Linked DNA regions of Homo sapiens: region 2 is linked to region 1. A link is an interaction called in ENCODE POLR2A ChIA-PET data of the cell type or tissue named here. Cell type or tissue: GM12878. All regions are shown on one strand. Links, peaks and the distances in the headings refer to the core of each region. The heading gives the core; the rest is flanking DNA.

What was found. Peaks named below come from ENCODE experiments on the same cell type or tissue, not always from the same donor. Only the 100,000 strongest peaks of a DNase experiment are listed, where the experiment ranks them.
Region 2: POLR2A ChIA-PET joins it to region 1 with 6 read pairs; 2 of 35 experiments call an interaction of 5 or more read pairs at or near these places.

Annotation. Positions count from the first base shown.
Region 1 is chr5:116,701,603-116,709,168 of GRCh38, forward strand. No RefSeq gene overlaps it. Among named protein-coding and RNA genes, the nearest start is that of LINC02214, 57 kb to the right of the region's middle. RefSeq lists enhancers at 2,973-3,699, 3,106-3,205. In GM12878, for the core only: no CTCF peak of the experiment used is centred there; DNase peaks (open chromatin) are centred at 1,309 and 3,309; H3K4me3 peaks cover 341 bases; H3K27ac peaks cover 840 bases.
Region 2 is chr5:116,885,448-116,893,013 of GRCh38, forward strand. No RefSeq gene overlaps it. Among named protein-coding and RNA genes, the nearest start is that of LINC02214, 130 kb to the left of the region's middle. In GM12878, for the core only: no CTCF peak of the experiment used is centred there; no DNase peak of the experiment used is centred there.

The DNA of each region.
Region 1 (7,566 bases), core at 1,206-6,205:
ATTTGTGCTATATACCTGAAATCATTGAGTTGACTTGATCAATGGTTCAGATGAAGCCCTTTCAATTTTCTGAGAAGATATACAATTGCAATAATTAGAAAATGAGTTTTAGGTTGCCAATAGTGAAAGACATGGATGGGATTATTCCTGAACAGCTCAAGAACCAGGATGTTGAAGAGTCTTAAACAAACCATGTGAAAAGCATTTCTACTCACAGATTCTGCTAGACCAAGATATGATACAGGCCAGGCATGGTGGCTCATGCCTGTCATCCCAGCACTTTGGGAGGCCGAGTTCAGCGGATCACCTGAGGTCAGGAGTTCGAGACCAGCCTGGCCAACATGGTGAAACCCTATCTCTATTAAGAATACATAAATTAGTCAGGTATGGTGGCACACGCCTGAAGTCCCAGCTATTCGGGAGGCTGAGGAAGGAGAATCGCTTGAACCCAGTGGGTGGAGGTTGCAGTGAACCAAGATTGTACCACTGCACTTCAGCTTGGGAAACAGAGTGAGTCTCAGTCTCAAAAACAAAACAAAACCAAGGAGTCTCGCTCTGTCGCCCAGGCTGGAGTGCAGTGGCGCGATCTCGGCTCACTGCAAGCTCTGCCTCCCGGGTTCATGCCATTCTCCTGCCTCAGCCTCCCGAGTAGCTGGGACAAAAGGCGCCCGCCACCATGCTCGGCTAATTTTTTGTATTTTTAGTAGAGATGGGGTTTCACCGTGTTAGCCAGGATGATCTCAATTTCCTGACCTCGTGATCCGCCCAACCTGGCCTCCCAAAGTGCTGGGATTACAGGCGTGAGCCACTGCACCCAGCCCCGATACAATACGTTCTTTAACACTGGGTAATATTTATTGAGTGTCAGGTTTGTGGAGAATGTTTTGTAAGAATAATTTCCTATAATTCTTAGAGGTAGGCATTATCATCATCATTCCCATTTTAAAATTGAGAAATGGAGCTTTAGAGAGAAGCTTTATGTAATTTGTCTAGGAAGTATCAAAGCTATAATGTAAACCTAGGATGTCTAGTTCCTTAGCTTTGCTTTAATCACTGTGCAATATACCTACTCCTGAAAAATACTTGAATCCCATTATTGTCAACTAGTTGAAGGTTAGAAATGCACAGTAGCTCTGGTTTTTCCAAGAAACTTGGAAAAGAGAGAATAAGCAACATCAGTGTATGGTCGAGAGTCCTAGCCTCCTTGTGTTTTTACAATTGTGATGTCTCTGCATGGCCCAGCATTTCAGGAACTATCCATTGAAAAGCTCTGAAAACCAAAAACAAGTTCATTTGCAAGTTTTCATAATTATACATGGCTGTGACCTAATTCTTCCTTTTGCTTTGTGTTTGACTAATATGTATTAGTCACATCTAACCTCCAGTTTCTGCTCCCCTACCCAGCCCCCAATTTGTTAGGGAAGGGTAAAATTCTGATTTTTGCCTGCCCAGACTTTGAGTTTGGAAGCTAACTTAAAATCTTACAGAATCTCTCTTAGCTTTCTCTATATCCCTCAAGCAATCCATGAATGAAAACAATGAGCACTGTGCTTTTCTTTTTGTTTTGTTTTTTTGTTTTTTTGTTTTTTTTTTTTTTGAGATGAAGTTTCACTCTTGTTGCCCAGGCTGGAGTGCAATGGCAAGATCTCAGCTCACTGCAACCACTGCCTCCTGGGTTCAAGTAATTCTCCTGCCTCAGCCTCCCGAGAAGCTGGGATTTACAGGCATGCACCATCATGCCCGACTAATTTTCATGTTTTTAGTAGAGATGGGTTTCACCATGTTGGCCAGGCTGGTCTCAAACTCCTGACCTCAGGTGATCTGCCTGCTTCGGCCTCTCAAAGTGCTGGGATGACAGGCATGAGCCACTGCACCCGGCATGCACTGTGATTTTCATATGGAACACTGGGCAAGTGTGGCTTTGGTGAATTGTATGAGACATTTTACCTACATAATCTCATTCATGTTTTTGGCCTTTTCTATCCTTTGAACAGGGTCTAATTGGCCTACGGTGATATATTATGTAATAAATCCCTGTAAAAGGACACTTTTTCATAGAAATTCAGTCATGTTTAAAAATGCTTCATAAATCATGGAGCACAAAACTTATTGCATTTGCAGCTCTTGAACACAAGTGTAGCGTGATTTCTATTTGTCAGCATCTTGTTCAAGGTAAACTGGGCCAGTAACAAGTATGAGCTTGAAGGATTTAAATAATGGAATTAACTGACTTTGTTGTATTTCTCTATTTGACCTCAATAAACACAAAATATATATTTTCCCCTCATGTTTATAAAGCATATACAAGATTTAATTACATACTTGGCCTACAAAAAGCTTTAATATTATTTCCCCAAAGTAGAACACTTGTACAACATATTCTCCTACCAAAAAACCAAAATATTGAATTTCTACAGTAAACAAAATAATAAAAATCTACTTCAAATAAAAAAACCTCTTCTAAATGACTCTTGAATCGAGAGGAAACAAACGAACAAAAACAACGGAGATTACAAATGCTTTAGCAATTAATGTAAATGAGCCCTCTTCATTGAGAAATCTCCATAATGCGAATAGAGCCCCAGTCAGAGTAAGCTTCATGACTTTAACCTTTCTATTTTAATAAAATGAATCAGAGACTTAGTTCAGGGAACAACCTAGGAAACTTAGAAAAAAGAACAAAATAAATTGCAGGTGAAAGCGAGAAATAAATAAAAGATGGAAATTACTATATATATATTTAAAAACCTATCAAAGAGACTTTAAAGAACACTGGACTTATCAATAAAACCAAAACTGTTTTTTTTTTTTTAAACAAAAATACTTAATGGATAGGCTTGCCAGATAAAATACTATACGCCTAGTAAAATTTAAATTTTAGGCTGGGCGCAGTGGCTCACGCCTGTAATCCCAGCACTCTGGGAGGCCGAGGCAGGCACATCACCTGAGGTCAGGTATTTGAAACCAGCCTGGCCAAAGTGGTGAAACTGTCTCTACTAAAAATACAAAAAATTAGCCGGGCGTGGTGGTGCATGCCTGTAATCCCAGCTACTCAGGAGGATGAGGCAGTGAGAGAAGAGAGACAGACCTTCTCATATTGTTTTATATTGTTTTATACTCAGAAAAGGAAAGAGAAGCAAAACTAAAGGTGCCTAGGATTCAGACCCGAAACCAAGGAATCAGACCTGAAACCAGGCCTGGGCCTGCCTGACCTAAGCCTAGTAGTTAAAATTCGACCCCTGACCTAGCAACTGATGTTATCTATAGATTATAGAAAGACATTGTAAAACTTCCCAGTCTGTTCTGGGAACTTTTCTGAAACAGTTTCTGAAACAGAACTGTTTCACTCTGACCACCGGTGCATGCAGCCCCTGTCACATACCCCCTGCTTGCTCAATTGATCATGACCTCCTCATGCGGACTCCCTTAGAGTTGTGAGCCCTTAAAAGGGACAGGAATTGCTCACCTGGGGAGCTCGGCTCTTGAGACAGGAGTCCTGCCGATGCTACCGGCCGATAAACCTCTTCCTTCTTTAACTCGGTGTCTGAGGAGAAAAGAATAGTTATCATCTTTGGAAAAAAAAAAAAAAGGGAGGGTGGAATTTATATAAAAAGAATGTTATATGGTAAATTATTGTCCTGAAATATATTAACTGGTTGTTTAAAGAAAGAAATGTTTGTAATAAGTCAGAAAGTTAAGGCATGTCGAAAAATTGCCTGTAAAAGTCGTGAAAAGAAAAAGTTATAAAAAAAAGTGTGTTAAAAAGAAAGAATTTATGCAAGAAATGTATAATTTAAAAGTAATTAGGCCTCCTAAATGTAAAACTATTGAAGAGACAGTTTATGTGCAAGGTGTATAAGGAAAGTAAAGTATATATTTGGTAAAAGGATTATAAGGAGGCATAAGAATGTGGATTTTTACCTACATTAAAAGGTTAAAAATATGTGTATTTTGTTTTAAAGGTTTAAGGAAGTTTTAAAACATTAATTGTGTGTAAATTCTGTGTGTAAACATATTAGCTAAAGTTAAAGAAGTATCATCCAGTTTTTCTGTAAACCGGACATTAAATAAAAGCATAACAGGTTTTTCTTAAAGCACCAACCTGTTCTTTAACAAAAATTATAAATGGTTAAAAAGAGTCTAAAACATCTTACCTTATAGTCAAACATTAAAAATTAGATAAATATGTCTACAAGATTTTATTAAAATTAAGTTTAACATTAATAACACACTAATATAAAGATAAAATTTAGCTTATCTGGTATAAAAATCATACAAAAAGCATTATTAAATATAAAATGGTTTTTAGCTCTCTTTGGTCTAAAGGCTAATAAAAATAGGTGCTAAAGGAAATTTCTCAGTAAAAAGGCACTAAGGACTATAAAGTCCACTGCCAAGGTCCCCACATTCAAAACAAAAGGTCGATTTCTTAGAAATTATATACTTGGTTTACCTTCCACTTTCCTTTCCCTCAAAACTAAAAGTCTTTTAGCACATGTACTACCCTTAGAATTTCCGGTAAACCAGCAGCAGCCTGAAGATCACGTTCTCATCGAAAGGTGGAAAGAAGAAAAACTCCAGTCAGCCTGGGAAGGACCCTACCTTGCGCTGCTAACCACCAAGACTGCTGTTCGTACAGCAAAAAAGGATGGACTCTTCACATCCGAGTCAAGAAAGTGCCACCCCCTCCAGACTCGTAGGCCGTAGTCCCAGAGGAAAACTCTACCAAACTAAAGCTAAGAAAAATCTAACTATTTTCATCTATTCTATTACTCGTTCTTCTTTTCGCGCTCTATTGCTGACCATCTAGTTATTAACATAACCAAGTCAATTTCGCCTCAAACTGTTGCATTTAATGCTTGCCTTGTTATAGCCTGTGAGGACTTGCCAAGTCAAAGACAGCTGTCTACTTCAGAAAAGTACTTCTGTCCCTCCTGACTCTCCTCAGACTGGGCATTAGTAAACTAAGGCCATTTAATCCAGGGAGATTTCAATAAAGGCCCCAGTGCCAACCAGGAGTCTTGCCCCCTGAGGCAGAGCTTTCATGCCATAGTTGGTCCAACATTCTGTGGACCACTAAAGAACAAGGATGGACTGCCCCAACTGGTTTTTGTAATTTCCTAAAATCATACATTCATTTTTCTAAAAGATCATAGAAGTTAAAGACTTAAGACAAACTTTAGCAATTAAGACAAGATACCAAGATGCAAATGCCTGGTTAAAATGGATCAAATATTCCATCTGCACGTTAAATAAAAGCAATTGTTATGCTTGTACACATGGCAGGCCAGAGGCCCAGATTGTCCCTCTTCCACTAAGGTGGTCCTCCAGTCGACCAGGCGTAGGCTTCATGGTAGCCCTTTTCCAGGATTTTACAGCCTGGAGTAATAATTCATGCCAAGCTCTCTCTGCTATATCCTGAAGTCCGGCACCCTGCAGGTCAGCCCCCGAGGGCCATCCAGCTTCCATCTCCCAACACTAAGTTCACTTCGTGTCTCTCACAACAGGGAGGAAACAGCATTCCTTGGAGACCTGAAAGGATGCGATGAGGCCCCTGTTCATCCCTGAGCGGATGTGTGGTGGTATTATGGTGGACCTTTACTACGCACTCTGCTGAATAACTAGAGTGGGACTTGTGCTTTAGTCCATTTGGCTATCCCTTTCACCCTGGCATTTCATCAACCAGAAGGAGAAAATATAAAACATCGTAAAGCGAGAGAAGCCCCTTATAGGTCTTTCAACTCTTACATCTATTTAGATGCAATTGGAGGCCTGCAAGGAATACCAGATCAATTTAAAGCTTGAAATCAAATAGCTACAAGATTTAAGTCAATATTTCAGTAGGTGACAGTTAATAAAAATGTAGATTAAATAAACTACATCTATTACAACCAACAGCAACAAGCTTTTCATGAGTTAAAAGAAAAACTCAGGTTGGCCCCAGCCCTAGGGCTAGCTGATCTGACAAAACTTTTTACACAGTATGTGTTGAAAAAAGGAAAAAAAAAAAATGGCAGTTGGAGTTTTAACCCAGACTGTAGGGCCCTGGCCAAGGCCAGTGGCCTATCTCTCAAAACAGCTAGACAAGGTTTCCAAAGGCTGGCCCCCATGTCTAAAGGCCCTGGCAGCAATGGCCCTGTTAGCACAAGAAGCAGATAAGCTAACTCTTAGGCAAAACTGAAACATAAAGTCCCCCCATGCTGTGGTGACTTTAATAAATACCAAAGGACATCATTAGCTAACGAATGCTACTAGATACCAAAGCTTGTTCTATAAAAATCCCTGCATAACCATTGAAGTTTGCAACACCCTAAACCCCACCACCTTGCTCCCGGTATCACCCAGCCCAGTTGTACATAACTGTTTAGAGATATTGGACTCAGTTTATTCTAGCAGGCCCAACCTCTGAGACCATCCTTGAACATCAGTAGACTGTGAGCTGTACATGGACAGGAACAGCTTCGCCAACCCTTGCAAAGTGACTCTAAAGATGACAAGCCCGGCTCCAGTCACACCCGGAAGCTGACTGGTCCACGCACAGCCCAAGCATGAAAAAACTCATCGCAGGACTCATTTTCCTTAACTTTTAGACTTGTACAGTAAGGACTTCAACTGACCTTCCTCAGACTGAAGGCTGTTCCCAGTATATAAATCAAGTCACTAAAGTGGCACGAAAGGTTGCTATGGTCCTATTATTTTATGGTTATTATAAGTGTGCTGAAACTCTAAAAAAAAACTTGTTTGTATAATGTTATTCTATACAAGGTATGTAGCCCAGGAAATGACCAACCTGATGTGTGTTATGACCCATCTGAGCCTCCCATGACCACAGTTTTTAAAATAAGATTAAGGACTGAGGACTGGTGGAGGCTCATAAAGGATACAAGTAAAGTGTTAGCCAAAATAGACAAACAAAAAGGTGCCCAAATGAGTCACCTTAAAATTCGATGCCTGTGCTCTCTTATTATTAATAATAAGTTAAAAATAGGATGAGGTTCTCTTAATTAAGAAAGAGGTTATATGACAGAAAATAAGTACATTTATCATAAATTAAGACTGTGTAAAAATAAATGTAGATACTGGTCTTGTGTCATTTAGGCTACTTAGATGAAAAAAATGAAAAACTCCTGTCCACCTTCAGCAAAGGAAAAGTGGCCCTTCCTGTACCAGTAGCCAGTGTAACCCCTTAGAACTAGTAATAACCAACCCCCTTAATCCTCGCTAAAAAAAGAGGAATGTGTAACCCTAGAAATTGATGGAGCTGGACTGGATCTTCAAATAAATATCATAGTTTGAAGAAAAGTTTACAAACGCTCTCCTGAGCCAGTATTTCAAACCTTCTATGATGAACTGAATGTGCCAGTACCAGAAATTCCAGGAAAAACAAGAAATTTGTTTTTGCAATTAGCCAAGCATATAGCCCAGTCTCTCAGTGTCACTTTGTATTATATATCAGCACAAGTGTACTATATGAATCATTATCAATCTATTGCACAGAAAGACATAAGTAGCAGAAATAAGAGTGAGAACTCCCGCTAATAAAAAGTGAGAGTCTCAAAGGGGAAA
Region 2 (7,566 bases), core at 1,140-6,139, 180 kb after region 1:
CATCACAGTCAACCTAAACTGGGAAAGAGAATGGAGGAGTGCACGTGCAAATCATTTATGGTCCAGATTTGGAGGTGGTACACATCACCTCTGCTAACATGTCAAAGGAGAGAGCTCAATCATATGCCACGCCTAACTGCTATGTAGTTTTGGGCCAGAAGAAGGGGAATATGTATTTTGGTGGACAGCTAACTGACTTAACTGCTAACACCCCTTTATGGCTTTATTTGCTGATGGAGAATGATTCCAGAAGAAAAAAGCATCCTACCTTTACTTACCACAGATTCTGTCCACTAAATAATCATATTCATGAAACCTCAAATCCCCAAATTCAGTATCAACTCTCTTGACTTGAATTTCTCACTTATTACCTTTCCCATGCTTTAAGTCAATTTAAAGGACATTTTTTATTGATACAGTTGATTCACATTCAAGCTGATACTAACTGGCAATTATCAACCAGTGACTCTAACTTTAGCAGGGATCATAAACACCTGGTGTAATGTGCAAATTCTACACCCTAACCCCACAAAGTTTCAGATTTAGTATGTCTAGAATAGAACCTGGTATTTATTTGTTTTTTTTTTTGTTTTTTTGTTTTTTTGTTTTTTTTTTAGACAGAGTCTGTCTCTGTCACTCAGGCTGGAGTGCAGTGGCCTGAACACAGCTTACTGCACCCTACCTCATCCTCCTGAGCTTAAGCAATCCTTCCACCTAGCTGAGACCACAAGTGTGCACCAACACACCTGGCTAATTTTTTTTTTTTTTTTTTCAGTAGAGATGAGGTTTCTCCATGTTGCCCAAGTTGTTCTAGAACTCCTGGCCTCCCAAAGTGCTGGGATTACAGGCATAAGCCACTGCACCCGACCCTGATATTTTCATTTCTAACAAATTTCACATGATACTGATTCTGCTGATCTGGGACCACACTTTGAGAATAACTACCCTAGACTTTTGCAATGATGCCTGAATTTTTCTCTGCTTACACTTTTGCCTACCTCCTTACAGCAAAACCATCCTTCCTTGAACCCAAGAGGACTTAAAGATATCTGCTCACCTTCTGTAAGGCAAACTGAAACTTCTATTTGAGCTGGTGTTTTTGCTAAAATTGTGCTCTCCAATCATATTTAATTGGACAAGTAACTGTGATTTGATTTATTGCAGATCTGAAGGACCACTCTTGCCCTCCCACTATCCAAGACTTCTTTTTAGCGTAGGTTTTCTTGTCATACACTCCAAATTTGGATTTGCTCGTCTAAACCTCTGGCTCACATATGATATTTAAAGAGTCTTACTCAAAGCCTTCAAAGTGCTCCCTTCACTTCTCTAGCAAGTGGCATCACTCAGAAAGTTGTATTTTTGTATCAAATGTCTAGCTTGTCTGGGACTTTTAAACAATGTTTAAGAACTAGCAACCTTTGCTAGTTTTGTTGAATACCTACCATTCTTTATGTATCCCAAAGATACATATACTTTGCTACAAAGATACATTACTTCTTTATGTATCTTTGGGATACATAAAAAATGGTAGGCACACTATTTTTTTTAATGGCTCCACATCTTGATCTTTGTTCATTATTCAAAATTACATGCTTATTATTGGGCATTGCAGGCTGCCTCTATAACCCAACATTTATCACATATTTAAAAATTTGGTTCTTTTTTTTTGCTTCCAAAATAGTTATCTCAGGCAAACAGGAATCCATGAGAACTACAGTCATATCTTTTGACCCAATTTGTCTGCTGACTTCTCTTGGTGATTCAGTGTAAAACACTACAGGTGCTAATCTGCCTGGGGCAGGAAAGTACAAAACAGATTTGATACAACAGTTTCAAGGCTTACAGGTAATTAACTCAGCATGATTTAGCTGGATTTGTACCAAGCATTTGTTTGCCCATGCTGAGAAAACTAATACTTTGTCTCTTTCATCAGTGGATCTCAAAACAGTTTGCAAACATTAATTAATGCTTATCACACATCTCGTCATCCCCATTTCCAGATGAGGAAACTGAGCAGTAGAAGCTAGAAAGTGATTTGCCTGCAGTCTTGCAGCTGGGCCCAGTGGAGTGCAGAGTAGAACACGGTTTTTGGTTTTTTGACCTTGGGGTCATACTTCTTCTTGTTGACGGAAGAGCTGACACCATACTCTTAAATAGGGACAACCAAGTTTAGTCATTCCTTCAACCTAATCTATTCAAAACACAACAAAGTGAAAATTTAGGAAAGATATGTGGCTATGTTTTATATGGATAAACTCTGGTGGGAGTGTGTGTGTGTGTGTGTGTGTGTGTGTAATCACATATGTGTATGCTTCTGAACATGCATTTAATATTGAGTTACAATTATTCCTTAGTTAGACAGCATTTTATAAGCGTTTATTTGCCCTGTGGAGAGATTGACTGATCAATGAATGGAAGGAATGAAAGTAAAGGGTTGCCCCTTTTCATGGATCAAGTCATGAGATAGCTGCAAGTAGGGGCTCACCCAACTGTCAGGAAATGGCTGCACTTCAAATTGGCATTCCACGGGACTAGTGGCTTTGCTTCTCTGCAGTTGGAAGAGCTACAACTAAACCCAACCTCACACCAAATGTTCACCAGATGCTTGCAGCTGGCATTTCCAGATAGCTCCCTACACAGCAAGTGACTGGCCCAGGCTGCTCATCCCCTGCCTGCAAGCCTGTTCTCACACTTGCCTTATAGAAAGGGAGAGCAGCAGGAGGGTGGTGATGTCTCTCCAGGGGCACACTTCTAATGTGGGCCCAACTGTACTAGGCAAGGAACCCCTTCCTGCAGTGAGACCTGGGCAGGCAACTGCTGACCCTGTTCTCTTGCAGTTCCAGCCTGCACCATGGGACATCACCGGTAACTGGCCAAGCCATTTATACACACAGCTGTCCCAGGCACCAGAGTCTTGACGCTCAGAGTCAGGCCCTCAGTTCTGGTATTTTTATATATCACTAGTGGGAGCAATTTTTATTGGCTTCAGTAGATAACTTTTTAAAGATGACAGAGGAATTATAAAGAGTGTCCAAACTTGAATTGAAAATGTTATATATGCCTTTTTCAGGGTACCAACATAAGCATAGTATACATTTAATTAACATTTCATTTTATGTAGGGCTAGCCTACATTAAAATTCTCAGAACACTTACATTAGCCTATGGTTGGATAAAATTGTCTAGCACAAAGCCTATTTTATAATAAAGTGTTGAATATCTCATGTAATTTATTGAATATTGTATTGAAAGAGAAAAACAGATGGTTTTGCACCATCGAAAAGTCAAAAAATCATAAGTTGGGGACTATCTATACACACTTTTTTTTTTTTTTTGGTGAGACAGAGTCTTGCTCTGTTGCCCAGGCTGGAGTGCAGTGGTGTGATCTCGGCTCACTGCAACCTCCACCTCCCAGATTCAAGCAATTCTTCTGCCTCAGCCTCCCGAGTAGCTGGGATTGCAGGCATGCACCACCAAGCCCGGCTAATTTTGTATTTTTAGTAGATATGGCGTTTCTCCATGTTGGTCAGGCTGATCTCGGCCTCCTGACCTCAGGTGATCCGCCTGCCTCGGCCTCCCAAAGTGCTGGGATTACAGGCATGAGCCACCGTGCCCGGCCCTATCTATACATATTTTAGGGGAAGATGGGTATTCATCAACTTCCAGATCCTCCTTACGAAAGGCCTTTGGAAATCTCTAGCTAATGTGGTAAGGGACACAGTTTCTGCTTTCCTATATCATGGTCCTCTTTCCTTTTTTGTCTTTGGGTTTCTCTTCTGTGGCTTATGTCATTGTTGCCCCATGCCAATCCGTGATAAGATAATGTAGAATCTTCATTACTGCCTTTTCATTATTACTCCTCAGTTTGATGTTCTCAAATGGTAGTGTTCATTAGAAGTATCTGGAGATCTTGTTTAAAAGAAAATGCAGCTTCCTGGCTGCACTCTGAGAGATGCAGATTTAACAGGTCTAGAATGGGCCCCAACTGTCTGTGTTTTTAACAAACATGCCTAGGTCATTCCAATGTATGTGACCCATGGATTGCACTTTGAGAAACATTGCTTTAAAGTTTGCATTTGAAAACATTCCAAGTTTGTTTCAAATACAGCCTTTGCCAAAGCTTTACTCTACAAAACGCTGGTTGCCCACTTTGTTAAATAAACTCCAGGAACAGCTTTTGCTGCTTACCTTGTCTTGCAGCTTTCTGTAACTCAATATCCTGTTTGGCCTCTGATCTCTTTATCCTCATGTATTCTCTCCTGTACACTAGGGTAAAATAAAAGAATTTTTATTCTGCCAAAAGTGTAACTTTTAGATAAAGGTCCTAATTAAAAAGAAATCTCCCTATTATACACAGTCATGTATAAATACCATTAAGCACCCCTCAGGCGGCAATTATTGGATTTTTATTGTTCAAACAACTGGAAAGATATGCTTGTGGATGGTCTAGTTTTTAGAAAACATGATAATTATCTATTAATCAAAAAGATGTCTTCTGTTTTCATTGCACTGTTTACATATATACATATACTTATTTATATATTAGAAAAAGAAAAGACAGTATACGTTCAGCAAATTTGATTCCTGCTTTAACTTCTAAATTATCCAATTCTCGTTCCCTTTTATTGCCACTGGCATACATTAAATAATGGGCACATGGCAATCCAGGCCTATACTTTGTTAACACCAGCCAGCGCTTTAATTCCAAGGATCTATCGAGCAGGCAACTGCCATTTTATGTGGTTAAAAAAGAGTAAGCAAGAAGATTGGTTTTTCTGACACTGAGAAGCAGAACGTTTCCACAACATGGCAGCTAATGCTATACCATATGTTAGGATAGCAAAACTGTGACCTCTAGGCCAAGTCAGGCCCATCACTTATTTTTGTAAGTAATGTTTTATCAAAGTACAGCCATGATCACTGGTTTATCCGCCTATGATTGCTTTTATGCTACAACATCAGAGTTGAGTAGTTTCAGCAGAGACTGCATGGCCCGCAAAGCCTATCAGACTTGCTATCTGGCCCTGTGCTACAGGATGGGCCTTTCTGTGGTCACTGTCCACATAGAATAAGTAGCAAGAGCATGTATAAGATTTGACCCCGAGGGGAACTACATTTCCTGCAGCCTTTCTGGAGGATTGGGATCACTCACTGGCTGAGTGTTTTGTTGTATTCCCTTTGGAATTAGTATAGAGCAGCTACATTTAAAGAACATTTACAATACTTTTTATAAATTTTCTTCTTTTCTCGCTGGCTTTAAAAATGTAAACATTTCCCAACTCATTTTCTAGGTAGAAGAACTTACCATTATAGATACCGTGAAAGGGATCTTATACCAGGGTTTTCCAAATAGTATTCTGAAGCACACTATTATTCTTTTACATCCGAATACATTTTTTTTTTTCTTGAGACAAGGTATCGCTGTGTTACCCAGGTTGGAGTGCAGGGGCACAACCATACCTCAGCGCTGCAGCCTCAACCTCCTGGGTTCAAGCGATCTTCCTGTCTTAGCCTCTTGAGTAGTTGGGGCTACAGGTGGTATGCCACCATGCCTGTCTAATTTTTATTATTTTTGTGGAGATGGGGTCTTGCTTTGTTGTCCAGGTTGGGCTTGAATTCTTGAGTCTCAAGCTATCCCCCTGCCTCGGCTTCTGAAAGTCCTGGGATTACAGGTGTGAGCCACTATGCCTGGCTTTAGATCTGAATAAATTTTTTAAATTAAAAAGTTCGATAAGTAATGGGGTGAACAAACTTTTACTTTTTTATGCTGTAGAATTTCTCAGAGCTTTAATATGCTCCAACTCTAAAAATAAACTATACCATGGAATATCTTCCAAACTTGTTTGTGTAGTGTTTACATATTTAACCAGAGAATATTTTTTGAGGAATAGTAATTTTTGAGAGAACATGGATTGGAAAGTGCTAGCCTAAGTCAAGTCCTTGCCTTTTATAGTGTGGTACTAAATAATTCTAAATAAGCATGATTTGCTTTTTTGCAAGTTTGTAGCAGGAAATTCTACCCTCTTAGTTGTAGCCCTGCTCACCTAGTTGAAACACTATTAATTTGTGGCTTCAAAGTCTGTATTCACAGCATTCCAGTGACTTGATCTGCTCATTCTAATTGTTTTAAACACTGTTGGTGTTAAAAACAGCCTCCAAAGACTGCCTCAAGAGCTTGCTCAATTATTTAAGAGGCTAAAGCAGGAAAGCAATATATCCTGAGGGAAGACACACCATTAATTAACATGTCTTCTGTCTTATCATTGTCCTTCTTCACGTTTTATCCCATTGTCAAATTTGTTTAGTTTATTAATAACTAAGGAAGAGGTGGAGCATGGTGGCTCACACCTGTAATCCCAGTATTTTGGGAGGCCGAGGTGGGTGGACCATCTGAGGTGAGGAGTTTGAGACCAGCCTGGCCAACATGGTGAAAGCCCGTTGCTACTCAAAATACAAAAAAAAAAAAAAAAAAAATTAGCCAGGCGTGGTGGTGCGCACCTGTAGTCCCAGCTACTTGGGAGGCTGAGGCAAGAGAATCACTCAAACCTGGGAGGCAGAGGTTGTAGTGAGCCAAGATCATACCACTGCACTCCAGCCTGGGCGACAGAGCGGTGAGACTCTGCCTAAAAAAAAAAAAAAAAAGCCATGAGACTCCATCTCAAAAACAAACAAACAAATAAAAACAAAACAAAAGAAGAGTTTGGTTGCATTTGGAACCTGCAATGTTTGTGGTCTTGTGGAAAAAAGAGTGATATCGGTCAGCTGGGTGCAATGGCTCACACCTGTAATCCCAGCACTTTGGGAGGCTGAGGCGGGTGGATCACAGGGTCAAGAGATTGAGACCGTTATGGCCAACATGGTGAAACCCCGTCTATACTAAAAATACAAAAATTAGCTGGGTGTGGTGGTGTGTGCCTGTAGTCTCAGCTACTCAGGAGGCTGAGGCAGGAGAATTGCTTCAACCTGGGAGGCGGAGGTTACCATGAGCTGAGATCACGCCATTGCACTCAAGCCTGGTGACAGAGCGAGACTTTGTCTCAAAAAAAAGAAAAAAAAGGTGGTATATTTATTATCTTACTATGTGCAAGAAGCTTAGTTTTTGTTTCTGCCTTTCCTTGTGTGTTGGGTTGGAACTTTACTAATAAAACAGTCAACCAGTAGACTAAGTTAATGATACATATGCCTTGACAAAATTTTTTCACTGTTTGTTGTTGTTTTTGATGGCTACAAGACTTTTATTATTGATATCTTCTTTTTTCCTCAGTCACAAATTAATTATTACATGTAGATTTGCTAATGTACTGCCCAGGTGGATTGTACTGCCTAATCCATCCCAAACCACTAATACTATCAATGGTTCTGGAATAAACTCATTATCCTTCTGCTCTGAGCCAATCAGCCCCTATTCTGGTTTGATAGATGCTGGAGACATTTATGAGATTTAAAATTAATATTTTCTCTGATAATTTAAGACATTTGGAGAGTGTCACGTGGGCATTTTAACTACTTTCTCCAAATTACTTTAGATGGCAATCTGGAAGCCCAGCCACCTGGAGCAGTAAACAAG